Regions from separate parts of the Homo sapiens genome. Here region 2 is linked to region 1. The links are chromatin contacts, found by Hi-C or POLR2A ChIA-PET in ENCODE. All regions are on one chromosome and are shown on one strand. Each heading gives the region's core, a stretch centred on a gene start or an enhancer-like site at or near the end of the contact. The rest is flanking DNA. Distances are from core to core; before and after follow the strand shown.

Evidence for each region. Hi-C counts contacts between places; a loop is a spot of excess contacts on that map. ChIA-PET counts read pairs that join two places held with the same protein, here RNA polymerase II (POLR2A). Pooled maps may share reads with other maps.
Region 2: a map of prostate gland shows a loop between it and region 1 (3-fold over the local background). The contact joins the promoter of AAK1 here to the promoter of ANTXR1 in region 1. A Hi-C loop is called at or near these places in 1 of 168 maps with a recorded cell type or tissue (prostate gland) and 4 of 50 pooled maps. POLR2A ChIA-PET finds 5 or more read pairs at or near these places in 2 of 52 experiments (Panc1 and activated CD4-positive, alpha-beta T cell).

What each region holds. Positions count from the first base shown.
Region 1 is chr2:69,009,919-69,017,022 of GRCh38, forward strand. ANTXR1 (ANTXR cell adhesion molecule 1) reads left to right here and starts at 3,261. Exons shown (of 18, transcript NM_032208.3): 1 at 3,261-3,733. The coding sequence starts at 3,582.
Region 2 is chr2:69,640,625-69,647,728 of GRCh38, forward strand. It overlaps AAK1 (AP2 associated kinase 1), which reads right to left and starts at 3,115. Exons shown (of 22, transcript NM_014911.5): 1 at 2,951-3,115; 2 at 2,254-2,650. The coding sequence starts at 2,416. It also overlaps a transcript of ANXA4 not described here. RefSeq lists a silencer at 2,864-3,193 and enhancers at 3,274-3,543, 4,299-4,901.

The DNA of each region.
Region 1 (7,104 bases), core at 2,011-4,510:
GAAACTCTTTCCTGCCTAGGCTTCCAGGTTACCCTTCAAATGCTCCCACGTGCATGGTTAATTTTCTCCTGTACTTCTCCAAGTCCAGAAATATCCATCCACAGGCTGAACATCACCATGTATATCGTTCTTCCACTGCCTTGAATTAAAGAAGCAGAAGAGTCCCTTCCAAACCTCATGTATCTATCTTTATAGGCCTTGAAAAGGCTGATCAACCTCTTCCAGAACACTGGAGGCCTTGGAAGGCATTAGGAACCAGGACACTCCCAATCAAGTCAGAACACTGAGAATTACCTCAAGAGGATGGTAACATTTGTGTAGGAAGATCTTGACATTTATATGTCTCTGAGTTGTAAAATCATTCTGGAAAATGCTAGCAGGAACCCACCAAGACTCTCCCCAAGCCGCCTTCTAGCCTGCAGTGACTGACCCACCTCTCCCATTTCTCTACAAGCACTAATTATGAGGCCACTACAGCCTAACAAACAAAGGCAAAAGTTGTTGCCAATTTTTGACACCTGACAACATCCCCCGCTGAGCGAACATGCTGGGATCACAGAAGAGGCTTCATTTACCACTGTTATAGACTATGGACATCTTTGTCGTATTTAAACTCTCCCTGCGAATAACCATATCTCTGCAGCTCAACTTCAAGCTCACTTCTCAAGAATGTTTGGAGAACACCTCCCTACAGTGAGTGAGGCTGGCACAAAGCCCTCTAGGTAGAAGAGGCAGCCTGGAATGTATTTCCTCAGGCTGGAGGGAGAGCAGGGTAGAGGCATTTTAAGATCTAGAGATGGACTTCTTTCTAGAATCCTGGAAGAGAGGCAGAGGCACTGGGACACTCAAATATCTGAATTCCTCTCACTGCCTGTCTGCCCTGGAAAATACCATCTTTGTCCAGAGGAGCCTCTTGATCTTTCTCCCCTTCCCCATAACCTTGTTTCCCACAGAATATCCTCTCTCCTCCCACCCCTGGAAGAACTATGCCCTCATCTATCTTGGATAATGGTGTCTGTAACTTTGAAGAGCTCTATCAGGACACCCCCTGCTTCCTTCCGGGGTAATTTCCTAAACTATTTTGCCTGTAAAGCTCTCAACACATTCCTCTGTCACCTAAACTCTTAACAACTTGAGACGGCCCTGGGGGCATGACGGTGAGAGAAGATATTCTTAATGCTTCCCTGATTCATCTCACCCCTCCACCCGCTTTCCACATTCAAGCTCTTTCCTATTCCTTGCCAATCCCATAAACACTCTCTCCATCACATTGTCATATCCCTTTTCTTCTCTTACCAGCTCCCACCAGTGTTTCTGCTTTCCCTTACCCATCTGATTTCTATAGATTTCCTCACTGTCTTTCAAGTCATCGAGCTGCAGTGGGGTCAGCATGGGTTTTCAATCCTTTGAGGAGAAAGAAGACATGGAAGAGGAAGACTTGGATGGTTAGGGTATTTTAATCTCCCTCCAATTATTTTTTTCCTGAGAGCAATAATTCCCAAAGTATGGGTTTAATACATTTTATCTATGAAACAACAGTTTCATGGTCAAGTAAGTCTGGGAAACACAGTTCAGCAATTTTTTTCCTACAGAAATTCTCAAGGCTTTAATATGATACTAGGCATATATTAGTTATCTTTTATTATATTTAAAATTGCCCCCAAACTTAGAGACTTAAAACACTAATAAAAATTCGCTTATTTCTGTGGATCAGGAATCAGGGAATGGCTTAGCTGGGTAGTTCTTGTTTGGGATCTCTCATGAGGTTGCAGTCAAGATGTCAGACAGGGCTGCAGTCAGCTGAAGGCTTCACAGGATGTCAGGAACCTATGTCCAAGATGGGTCACTCACAATGTTGGCAAAGTGGTGTTGGCTGCCAGCAGGGGTCTCAGTTCCTTACCACACGGACCCCTCCTTGGGGCTGCTTGTGTGTTCTCACGACATGGCAGTGGGCTCTCCTACAGTGAGTGATCCAAGAGAGAAGGGAAAAACCACAACATCTCTCATGGCCTATCCTCAGAAGCCACACACCATCTTCTTAATTACTCACAGGTCAGTCTCACCCAAGGTGGAAGGGGTGTGAATTCCAGGAGGTGAGAAACACTGGGTTCATTTTGGAGGCAGGTCAGTGCTACGCATGACAAATCTTCAAGGCTGATTTGACAACATGATTATTGGTTAGTGGAGCATTCCAAGACACTAAGATTCCATGGTACACATGTTGGGGGAAACCACCATGGACTGTCACATTGGGGTATAAGGGTCTGGGAGGCACACAAGTGGAGGGGAATATGTGTGTCTGGAGGAAGAATCCTGGGAAAACAGTACATGCATATGCACTGAGGGCTCCCAGAGCGGAAGACAATAGGAAGCTAGAACTGGGGTACCACTCGGAACTGGGGCTCAGAGGCTGATTCTCCAATTTAGAGAGGCTAGCACGGAACTTCCCTGCCAATTCCAAACTGCTTGGAGCGTCTCTACTCTTGTAAGCTGTTTACTTCCTCCATCCTAAATCAAAGATAGAGAGAAAATGTCAAAGTTCACAGGCTGAAAAGAAGAACTATTATCATAGAATCCCTAAAAGATGGAGATGGTGGCCATCTAGAAGGCTCAGCTGTTCCATGCCGGGAGCAGCCCTAAGTACCACACTCTGTGGGGTTGTTTGTGATGGTTTCAGACCGGACCCCAACAGTCTCTTTTATGGTCCAGACAGACTAAGACCATGTAAGGTCACTCTGATGACTCATACCACAAAGGTCCCGTTTTTCCCCTACTTCATCTGCACAATGGTTTGTTTGCAAAGGTCCTAGCCTGGGGAGCCGGAGTCACCGTGGTTGGAGGAAACAAATTCTCATCCAATGTTTAGTGACCTTATCAAAAGATGCAGGATAGGGAAGGAAAAGAAGGAATAGAAGGACTACAGAGAATGGAGAGGCGGTCACGGAAAAAGAAAGGGAAAGTGCGTGGGAAGAAGGAAGGAGTAAGAAAACACGCACAGCTCACATGAGAATGGTAAGGACAAGGAAATTTATACGCGAAGCCTGGAAGCGCCCCCGCCCCCGACGCACTCCCGCGGGTCCCACGCGTGCTTTCGCCGCCTTTGTCCACAAGGTGGCAGCCTTTGAACTTTCTTCCCCGTAAGAACGCGAAAGGGGGGCAGAGAGGAAGGAGAGAAGGCAAAGCACTGCCCCCACCAAGAACAATTTGAAACCCCCCCCCCCCCCCATCATATTTAAAATCTGGGACAAAGAACCGTCGGGACGGAACTCCTTCCATTGCAAAAGCTCGGCGCGGCCTCGGGAGCTGCCCGGCGGCCCCGGACCGAGGCAGCCCTCCCCTTTAAAAGAAGCGGAGGACAGGATTGGGATCCTTGAAACCCGAAACCCAGAAACAGCATCGGAGCGGAAACCAGAGGGGAAACCTTGAACTCCTCCAGACAATTGCTTCCGGGGAGTTGCGAGGGAGCGAGGGGGAATAAAGGACCCGCGAGGAAGGGCCCGCGGATGGCGCGTCCCTGAGGGTCGTGGCGAGTTCGCGGAGCGTGGGAAGGAGCGGACCCTGCTCTCCCCGGGCTGCGGGCCATGGCCACGGCGGAGCGGAGAGCCCTCGGCATCGGCTTCCAGTGGCTCTCTTTGGCCACTCTGGTGCTCATCTGCGCCGGGCAAGGGGGACGCAGGGAGGATGGGGGTCCAGCCTGCTACGGCGGATTTGACCTGTACTTCATTTTGGACAAGTAAGTGCCGCGAGTTGTCCCCCCCACCCCAGGCTAAGCGGGCGAAAACGCTTTCGCCCCGGGCCGGGCTCGTTGGCAGGGTCGCCTGGGGACAGGAGCGCATCTCCAGGGCCACAGAGGGACCGCGCGGCAGGCGGCGGCGGAGTGCTGCGCCTTTGTTGGGGCGCGCTCCTCCCAGCCTCGGCTCCAGAGCCCGCAGCCGAGGCGACGCCGCTTGCTCGGAAGGGGACAGACTTCTTTTCTGTCTTGCTTTCTGTGTCCCAGGAGCAGGCAAGGGGCTTGGAGGATGCTATTGTCTTGCTGAGTTTCTGTGACTCCCTCCCGTGTTGGTGGGAAAGGCTTGCTTACCAAAGGCAGAACTTGCAGGCACAGGCACTCCTAAAGTTAGAGGCTTGGGCATTTTAAAGCCAATCGTCGCATTTTGTTTTTGTTTTTGTTTTTTTGTTTTGTTTTGAAACGCTGTCCCACGGAAGGCATTATCTTTGCTCCTAATCATGTAATGCATACTTCTCACCGGGCACTGAGTGAGAATGAAAGGCAGGGTTTCTTAACCTTGGCACTTCTGAGATTGAAACCTGGTAATTCTTTGTGGTGGGGGCTGTCCTGCGCGTTGTAGGATGTTTAGCAGCATCCTTGGCCTCTGCCCACTGGATGCCAGTAACATCCCCCGCCCCCCACTCCTTCCTTATTAGTGGTGACAACTAAAAATGCCTCCAGACATTGCCAAATGTCCCTCCCCTTCGACTTGAGTACCCCAGATGTAGTGAATTCAAGCTCTTGGCCATTTGACTGGTGGGCTACCAGGGAGGTGCAGGAGCCCTGGTTTCCTTGCAAAAAGTGGTTAGGCTTTAGGATTTGCTCAAGGGAGAGCTGAATTCTGACCAATGAAGCACTTCCCAAATCCGCATAAGTTTGCCAAGCCACAGTCACCCAAGGAAGCTTCATGCTATCTGCTGAAAACCAGCTTCAACGATAAAAAGCCCCTCACAGAAGATCCGTGCTCATTAAAACTGAGTGAGCTCTCCAGTGCCAGGAGAGGCGCTTTGCTGTTACAGTGGTGGGGAGATGGATTTCACAGACTGGAAAGTATTTAGGAGTTGGAAAAAGAGTCCTGCAAAATAAGCTGGCTAGCTAGACACCAAATGTGCTTTGCAGTTGCCCCTGGAGTTTGATTTTTCCGTAAAGGCTGTTTTGAACTCCAGATTCTTTGGATGAAAAGTGAGATTTCTTTTCTGCAGATTTATGAGAAGGTGGATACTGAAAATATGCTCCAGTGCTAAGGAATGGAATTTCTTTTGTTACTTCTAGTGGCTGGAAGCATCAGCTCACAGACTTAGAGACAGTGCATGAAAACAGTCGGAGGTGCTCCTCCTCCGTGCTTTTTTAAAAAGCCAATTCAGAATGATATTCAGGAAAATCTAAAAAAAAAAAAAAAGGGGGACAGAATCACCATGTCTCTGAATGGATGACTGTAGAGATACTATAGAGATATGGATACTGTAGAGATAACCAGTTTTCCCCAAATTAATTTAGAAATTGAATTCAACTTTTCAGTCAAAGTTCTGAAAGAGTTTGTTTTGATGATAAGAATTTAACAAAATGATTCTAGGCTTATCTTAGCAAAAAAAAAAAAAACAGGTAAAAAGAGCTGAAACATTTTTGGAAAAGAATAATGAAGCCATATTCTCTCTCCAAATATTAAAATGTATTATAATGTAAATTAATAAAAACAGGATGGTAAAGGCCAAAGAATAGGTGGATAGAGTAGAAAATCTAAAAAGACAAGTACATGTAGATCCAAACACATGTAAACATTTAGTGGAATTTCCAATCAGTATATAATGATTCATTAATTTAAAAAAAAATGGTTCCTGGACAAGTGATTGATAACATGGAGAATGAAAAAGGTTAGATTTATACTTTACAAACCATACACATAAATAAATTTCAGAAAGGTTGAAAATCTAAATATTTAGAATGAAATGATCAAAGAACTAGAAGATAATTTAGATGAATATTACTGTAATCTTAGGTTTAGAGCTTTTAAAACATGATAAGGAAGAAACCATAAAGGAAAATAGAGATTTGAATATATTAAAATTTTACACTTCTATAAATGAAAAATAAGCCATGAAAAAACATAAGAAGTTACAATAACTATTGCCACATAAATCACTCTCTTAAGATTGATTTTCATATATAAAAAGCAGTAAAAGCAAAATCCCAATAGGAAATAGCCTAAGTGCATAATTCACAAGAGAAAAAAATATGAGTCAATAAATGAACTAAAAAGGTCGTTATTAATCAAAGAAATGAAAAAATCAAACAATATGATTTTTATTAGGTTGGCAAAAACTTTTTTAAAAATTACAATATTCAGTATTGGCCAATTTGTGGGAGATAGGCACTGTCATTTCTTACTAGGGAAAATGTAAATTGGTGCAGTCTTTCTAGACTTGCGCTGTCCAGTAGAACTTTCTAGGTCGGTAGAAAAGTTCTATATCTGTGCAGTTCAATACAGTAGCTACTAGCCATATGTGACTCGAGCACTTGAAATGTAGTTAGTGCGATTGAGGAAGTGAATTTTTAATTTTATATAAGTTTAACTAATTTGAACTTTAATAGCCACATGTGGCTACCATACCGGATAGTGCAGACAAGAAGATAATTTGGCGACACATATAAAATGCTTTTAAAAAATGAGGGGTGTTCCTTTCCATCGAGCAATTTCATGTCCTAAAGAAAAAAAATCCAAATAGTCACAAAGAAGTACCTACATGTATGTTTATGGAGGTGCTGTTTATAATAAAAAGCTGAGGATTACATGTGTCTAACAGCAGTGGATTTACTAAGGTATGATATGTGTATAGTATTGAACCTGCATTGCATGTTATACAAGCTTGTAAGCTATTTTAGGAGAAATACATAATTCTTAACATACTATACACTTTTAGATGGAAATGCAATTACCAAACGTCATCTGCGTTATGATTCCACCTGTTTAAAAAGTTAAACACACACATGTGTATGTCTCTATTTACCAATATGGTACTACTATTTGTCTCTAGCAGGTAGAATTTTAAATTTTGTTTACATGTTTTTCTTAATTTTTCTGTACTGAACATACATTACTTTTATATTCAACAAAAATAAGTTATTTTGAATTTGTTTTGAAAATCATGTCAAGTGGGTCTCTAAACAGTGTGCTCACTTCCAAGCCCCTTGCTGTTGTAAAGGATGCTGCTGCTTTTATATTTAATCCTGGAGTAAATGTCTGAGTGCATCATAGGATTCTATGAAGCACATTGGAGACCCAAAAATGCTCCAGGAAAAGAAATGGTGGGGAGACCTTTACAGACATTCAGGTGGAT
Region 2 (7,104 bases), core at 1,865-4,364, 630 kb after region 1:
TACTGGCTCCTACATATCTACATACTTCTAAGAGCCACAAATTCAAACTCAACTTAAGCCAAAGAACACAAAAAGGGCGCATAGCCAGACCCAGTTTTACGTGACATTCTCTCTCGCTACTCTGTCTTTGCCCATGGTGCCACCACACTAACTCCTACTCACTCTTCAGTCACTTCCTTCAGAAATCCTGGGCTCCCTAAAACTGGGGGCCACTGCACCCTAAGTTTATCTCTATGATGGCATTTACCAATCCACTATAACTGGCTATTTTCCATCTCTTAAAGCAGTTGGTAAAAGCTAGCATCTAGTTTAACAGTATACCCCCAGAGCCTAGCACAGCACCTGGCACTTCACAGGCAACTCCATAAACTGTTGAATGAATAAATGCAGAGCTACAAGTCCTAAATTCTGTGTAAAAATATCACAATACGTGATGCGCAGTTCTCAAAGATGAATCCCAGAGAAGAGGAAGGCAGCCTAGGTAACAAAGACCAATTTTGCCTTTTCTTTTCCCTATCACTTCTCTCACACTTGGAGAACATGCACCGCTTAGGGCAGCATCATCCGTGATGAGACAACATCCTAGCTGAACAAAACGCTCGTGGGCTATAAGGTCAGCAGAGGCCATTCAGAGGGGAGGAAAGTGTTCTGTGGCCCTTCGTTTCTCCTGATTTCTCTCTGACACACTCTCCTTTTCACTGTTTCTCCACCCCACTGCAGTTAAGGGCTTTGGCACAGGGATGAAAGAGACAGATCAGACTCAAGGGTGCGGATCTGGCAGCGGGCACAGAAGCATCTCCTAGCCTGCACCAAAGTCCACGGGAAAGATCCAAGGGGACAGTGACTCTGGCCCCAGATAAAGCGCAGCTAGAACAGTACTGAGATTGGAAGAGCAATAATTTCACATGGACATTAACTGTCAGAGATCTTTTTTAAAAATCATGTTTTTAAAGTACAGACTTCAACTCTATTCCCAGAAAACTGGGCCCTGCTGAATCCAGTGCTTACACAAGCTGAGAGCCAAACACAGCTTCTTCCTCTTCCAAACCCACCCACCAGCCCGCAACATCCACCATGGTAAGCATTTCCCAGGCCCAGGTCAGGACCCTTGCTTCAACTTTAGCTTGCAAAAGGCCCCTTTTTAAAGAGGCCTCTTAGCTTTCTCTCTTCCCTTGCTAATAAAACTGTTCCCTACCATCACCATGTTGCAGTAAGAGAGACCTCTCCCTTCTTCCAACCCCTCTCGGTCTATAACACAACCTACAGCAGGTTGGCCCCATCCAATCAGTCTGAATTGCTTCATGCCAAGGAAATTGCTGCTTTTATTAAAAATAAAAGCACACTAGGCAGGCGAAGGGCTGTGAAAAGTATGAGTCTGGCATAATTATGAAGGTCGAGGTTAAGGTTACCAAAAGAGACATGCAAAGATTTCCCGAAAGCCTGGGGGAATCAAGATGTATATCTACGTGAGTATAGACACACAGATGAAACACAGAGGGAATTTATGCAGCAGATCTAAATAACATCCTCTCTGATAGCGAAAAAACAAAATCAGAGCCACTCTCAAGTAATTTTTCTTTTGATTAAAAAAACAAAAAACAAAACCTAAAGCGAGAAGGAAGAGGGGCCTACTAGACTGAGTTCAAAATAACCACATTTGTTTTATGTAATTTCTGTTATCTTTGCTATAACCTGGGGACCTGATTACAGTTGGGTCAGGAAACAAATCTACTAGTGAAATCCACCAAGAGCCTTGGCCCTTGGAAAAACACGTTCACGTTCTCCGAAAATCCTCTCTTCCTTCCAATGCCTGCTCATGGAAGTGGGAAAGTTGGGTAGGAGAAGGAGAAACCCCTCTCTTCTTAAAAGTCCCCCCACCCTTCAGCCTTCACATCAAGATTTTAAGTTTTAGGAGGATGACAAGCCCATCACCCTGCCTTTGGCATAAAGCTTTACACTTTCACACATACGTTTTCTTGTGTGATCCTCAAAATTTGGCTTCTCAATATTAAAAAAATAAAAATAAAAGGCCACTAACGTAAACAATTTCGGCAACCTCCCCACACCCCCATAAGCCCAGTCACTTTCAAATCTCAATTTTAAATCTCTCAAGGACAATGACTCACAGGGCAAGTGAAGGGGGAAGGGAGGGTCAACTGGTCAAAGCCCATTCATACATGCAACAACTAGAAACCACAGTATTGCCGCATCAGCACAAGATTTTAATTTACGGCGCATTGAGCCCCACCGTACCTTCCGCCAACACCTCGTCCACTGTGACCTGCTGTCGCCCGATGCCGAAGACTCTTCCGATGTAGCCACTGCCCAGGCCCGAGGTGCTGCCCCCTCCTCCGCTGGAGCCGGAGCCCAGGCCAGAGCCGCCCTGCTCTCGCCGGGAGTCGAAAAACTTCTTCATCTTGCGAATAGGGAGCAGCAAAGCAAAATACCGATGGTTTCTAGATTTTTTTTTTTTTTTTTTTTTTTTAAGAAAAGAGATCCAAGGATTTCTTCTCAGATTTCACCTCGGAGAGGAGCCACCCGAATCCGGCCGTGGGGGTGGGGGCTGAGGGAGGATGCCTATAGGAATATGCGTGTCAATCGCGCAGCGGGTCCCCTCCTCCTCCAGAAAGCGATTCGTGTAAGTTTAAACCTGTGATGACAGAGGAAGAAAGAGAGGATGAATCAGTAACACGCTTAAAAATTCAACCGCTGAGTCCTAGGGGGAGCAAAAGCCATCATCCTGGGGAAACGCTTCATGTATTTTCCCGGCGAGAAAAACCGTGGGGCTGAAAACGCGACCCCGGCCCCAGAACCCGGGACCCCCGAGCCGGGAGCTCGGAGAAAGGAGGGATCCGAGCTGCTCCGGCAGCGCCGACCCTCCCGGGCACTGCCTCCCGCTCCTCCCGGGTCTCCCCGCCGCCCCTCGAGGCGGCATCCTGGCAGCACCCACTTGAGACGGCTCGGCGGCCGGCGCCCTGCTACCAGCCCCGCGACATTGTCACGGCCGCCGGGCCGGCCTGCGACGCAGAGAAGAGGCGGCGCTGCAGCGAGAGCCGGGGCCGCGCTCGGCTCCCGCCCGCCCGCCAGCTGATCCCGGGAGCGCCGGGCGGAGACTGACCCGCCGCCCCTCCCCCGCGCGCGCTCCCGCCCGGCTCCATCCACCCAACCAGGAAGTGAACCGCCGCCGGAAGTGCCCCTCGGGGCGGCGCGGCGAGGGACCGGGGCCTCTCCTGCAACCGCCGTTCTGTCGCCACGGATGGGAAGGAGTCGACCGCGAGAAGAGGACTGGGGGAAGAGGGTCTCAGTGCAGACAGAGTTCTGGAAAAGACTGTTGATATCACCCGAGCCGCAGGGCAAGCTGGGAAAGGTAGCTCGGCACAGTCCGGCTGCTGGACTACAAATCCCAGCATACTCCTGGAGGAGAGGGCGAGGCGGCAGCCGTGTGGCCTCCACGGCCTCGAAGGAGATTTGTGGGGTGGCGCGTATGTGGGGACTCGGCAATTTAAACACATCCCGTGAAGAAACTGCCAACAACTAAGTTCCCCCCCCCCCCCCCCCGCTGTATGTTCCACCCTTCTGGAGCCATCTTATTTGCGGCCTGGCCTCCTGGCACAAGGGATTCTGGAGGTTGTGGTTTCCGAACGGATCGAGACTGACACCTGAAGGACGCGGCTTAACCGCTTAGCCCCTAGCGGGTCCTGTGGGTTTCCCGACGTCTCCTGGGCTGAAATGGAAGCGAGAAGTGATCGGGAACATTGTGCTGGCAGTTGGATCCGGCTGCACCGAGCGCCAGCCTTGAAATAAGTAAAACCGATGCCCTTCCGCCCCTAACCTCAAAAGCTGCTTTTGCGTCTCGATGTTATTGAGAGCCGGCTCTGCGGTCAGCTCTGAGCTAGGCGCTGTGAGAACGCTCAGTAAGACAGTGTCTCGTCTGGAAATGTACAGGCGAGATTCAAACCGAGAAACTGCCAAAGGTTGTGTGCAGGGCAGATCCTAGGATACCGGAGACCCAGCCCGTTGGCTTGACCTCAAAACTCGGGGGCTTTTCGGCCCATGCTGTCCCTTAATTCCTCCTCCTTTGCTGACGCTGTGGGTGCGCATCAAAGCCTAAACTTCACTAGCTCCCTTGCACACAAGAACACTAACCCTAACCTGACCAGTTATTTATTTTTCACTTCAAGATTCTTCCATTGATACTTACGTTTCCCTGATACCGTCCAAGTGCTGAGGGCGGGGATGGACTGTGTGATTTGCATCTGCCAAATGCAGAAAATTTGGAAGGTCAGTTGGTACACTTTTCCGACCTAGATTTCCTGATGGATGATGCTGAAGAGTGGCAAGTTGCTGCCAAAAACAAACAAAAAAACCTACCATGATTTATTAATATTATTTTTCTAACCCCTGAATATGGGTTATTGTTCATCTCTGCCCGCTTTCCCCACTCCCTAGTGCTTGTCTCAGAATTTTTTTTTCAGCGGGTATTTGAGTAGAGAAGGGTGTCCCAGGGAAAAAAATGGTTCTTGCTTTCTCTAATCTGAATATTGAGCTGAGCTGTGACTGGGTTAACAGTAGCGTTTGTTGTTGCTGCTGCTGCAGCTTGTTTCAAGTAGTGCCATTGTAATTAAACTCCGTGAAGAGATAGCATCTTTTCTTCCGGAGAGAGTCAGTGTTGTCACCTCAGTTCACGAATTCATGTAGCCACCTCCAGGGTGAAATGCAGCCCCTATTCCCTCAAACTAAGCCCACGAAGGCATGTTCTCTGCACTTTCCTTAAAAGGCCAGATTTTTGTCTGAGGAAGTTTGAAGCAGATCTTAAAATAGATGAGAAAGCTCATTTGGAATTAGACTCATTGACCCCCATTTCTCTCAGCACTTATTTGTCTTGACTGACTTTTTTAAACAAGCTGTGCTAGGTCCTAAAATCAATCTGATGCTATCTCAGTTTTTACCTTTCTAGACTTCTCTGGTACCAGACTAGTCCAGGCTTACACAAATCTCAAGTCTTACTTCAGTGATACAAAAACTCCCAATATGCTTAAGGTAGCTAACATGCATTTATTTAACACCCACGTGAATGCTCTGATCAGAAGCTGAGGGAAGAGGTTTAAAAAACAAAAAACATGACTAGATTCCTTGCCCTCCATTCCCTCACAGACTAATAGCAATTATAATGACAAATCCACAGTTTTTCATGCTTTACATATATTAAGTATATAATGCTCACAACCACCCTATGAAGTAAAGTACCATTATTATACTCATTTTATAGGTGGGTAAGTAAAGCAAAGAGATTAGTGACTTGCCCAAAGTCACACAGTAAATAGCAAAGCCAGGATTCAAACCCAAACATTTTAGTTTCAAAGCCCAGTTCTTACCTGGCTATACTAAACTGTCTACTTAGAGAGAGCAAACATTAACTGATTAAAAGACTCGTGAATAGTTAGAAACCCACGCACAAGCAGCATAGGACCAGGAGACAGGAAACCTCTTGCCACTTCATAGCTGGGATCCTAGACCACTTGTGTCACTGGGCTTATTATCTCAGCTATAAAACCAGAGCTCTTACAACTCTTAGTAATTTTTTAGTTCCTGAGTACAAAATAATGAACAGATCAGCCACTATAATCTCAAAACTATCACACTTTCTGTATAATTTGTCCCATGCTGCTTTGCATTCCTGTTCAACTTTTAATGTATATTGCTGTCTCAACCAAACACCTCAAAGCCAGAGAACCATCTTCTACTTATCTCCTTGGGCATCCAGTATAATAGTTTACATAGAGTGTGTTCTTAGCAGTACTTAAAGTAAATAATTTACTTTAAATGTGACACAAAACAGAGCTATCTGATTAAGGTGGAAAGATTGATTTGAAGTATCCTAGATGAATTTTGAACTAGGTGTGGAAGATGCTATGGGTAAATAGTCAAAGGGAGTGGGAAAAGAAAGTGCCATTTACTATTGTTACAATAGTGATCATATGACCGATGGAACAGACTCTTTGAGGCAATAAGATGCCAAATTATAAACAAGACCTAAGGCTGTGTCAGGCAAGGGTTAAGTCACACATCCCTACACTTGAAGAGTAAACCATCTTCTAACTGCCACAAGGTTTTTCTTTTTCTCTGGTAGCTAAATAGACACTGGCCTGGAGATAAGCAATATTGAATCAATTGTAGCTCACTGACCACTAGATGCTGACTAACTGTATCCCCCCAACCCCTGTTCCACAAACCATAACTATTTCTTTGATTGGACAAGAGACTGATTTCAGTAACATCCTAGTAAGAGACTACCAACCACAGACTGGTTCTGGCTGGTTTTCAGAGGCTGTGCACTGAGTGTCTTCATGTCCTTTGCTTCACCTAATTGTAATGCATTTAAATGTTAAATCTCCACCCCAAAGAGAACATAGGACATATGTAACATGCATGTTTGCTCACTATGCATGCATGTGCTGCCCCCCGCTTTGTGAATAATCAAAGCTCCTGTAACTTAAGTGTGTATTCTTAGCCAACTCATTTGGCATAAATTTGTGTTCCACTTTTTCCTCCCTCTAAATACCTGCTTTCAGTCTCTGCCAGAGTCTACACTTCCCAGCCTGTCAGGATCACCAGCCTGCAGGCTGCAACCCTTTATAAAAAGTAAAGCTCCCCTCTCCAAATTTATAAACCTTGGGATTCTTCAGTTAACACTATGTATCTTCCATATGCCAGTTATGGAATTTAAAAAATATATATATATTGTTTTATTGTTTTATTTTTATTTTATTTATTTATTTATTTATTTATTTATTTATTTTTTGAGACAGAGTCTCACTCTGTAGCTCAAGTTGTAGTGCAGTGGCGTGATCTCGTCTCACTGCAACCTCTGCCTCCCAGGCTCCAGCGATTCTTGTGCCTCAGCCTCCCGAGTAGCGGGGACTACAGGTGTGTGCCACCATGCCTGGCTAATTTTTTGTATTTTAGTAGAGACAGGGTTTCACCATGTTGCCCAGGGTGGTCTTGAACTCCTGAGCTCAGGCCATCCACCCACCTTGGCCTCCCAAAATGCTGGGATTACAGGCATGAGCCACCACGCCCAGCCACTTTTTAAAAAAAATAATT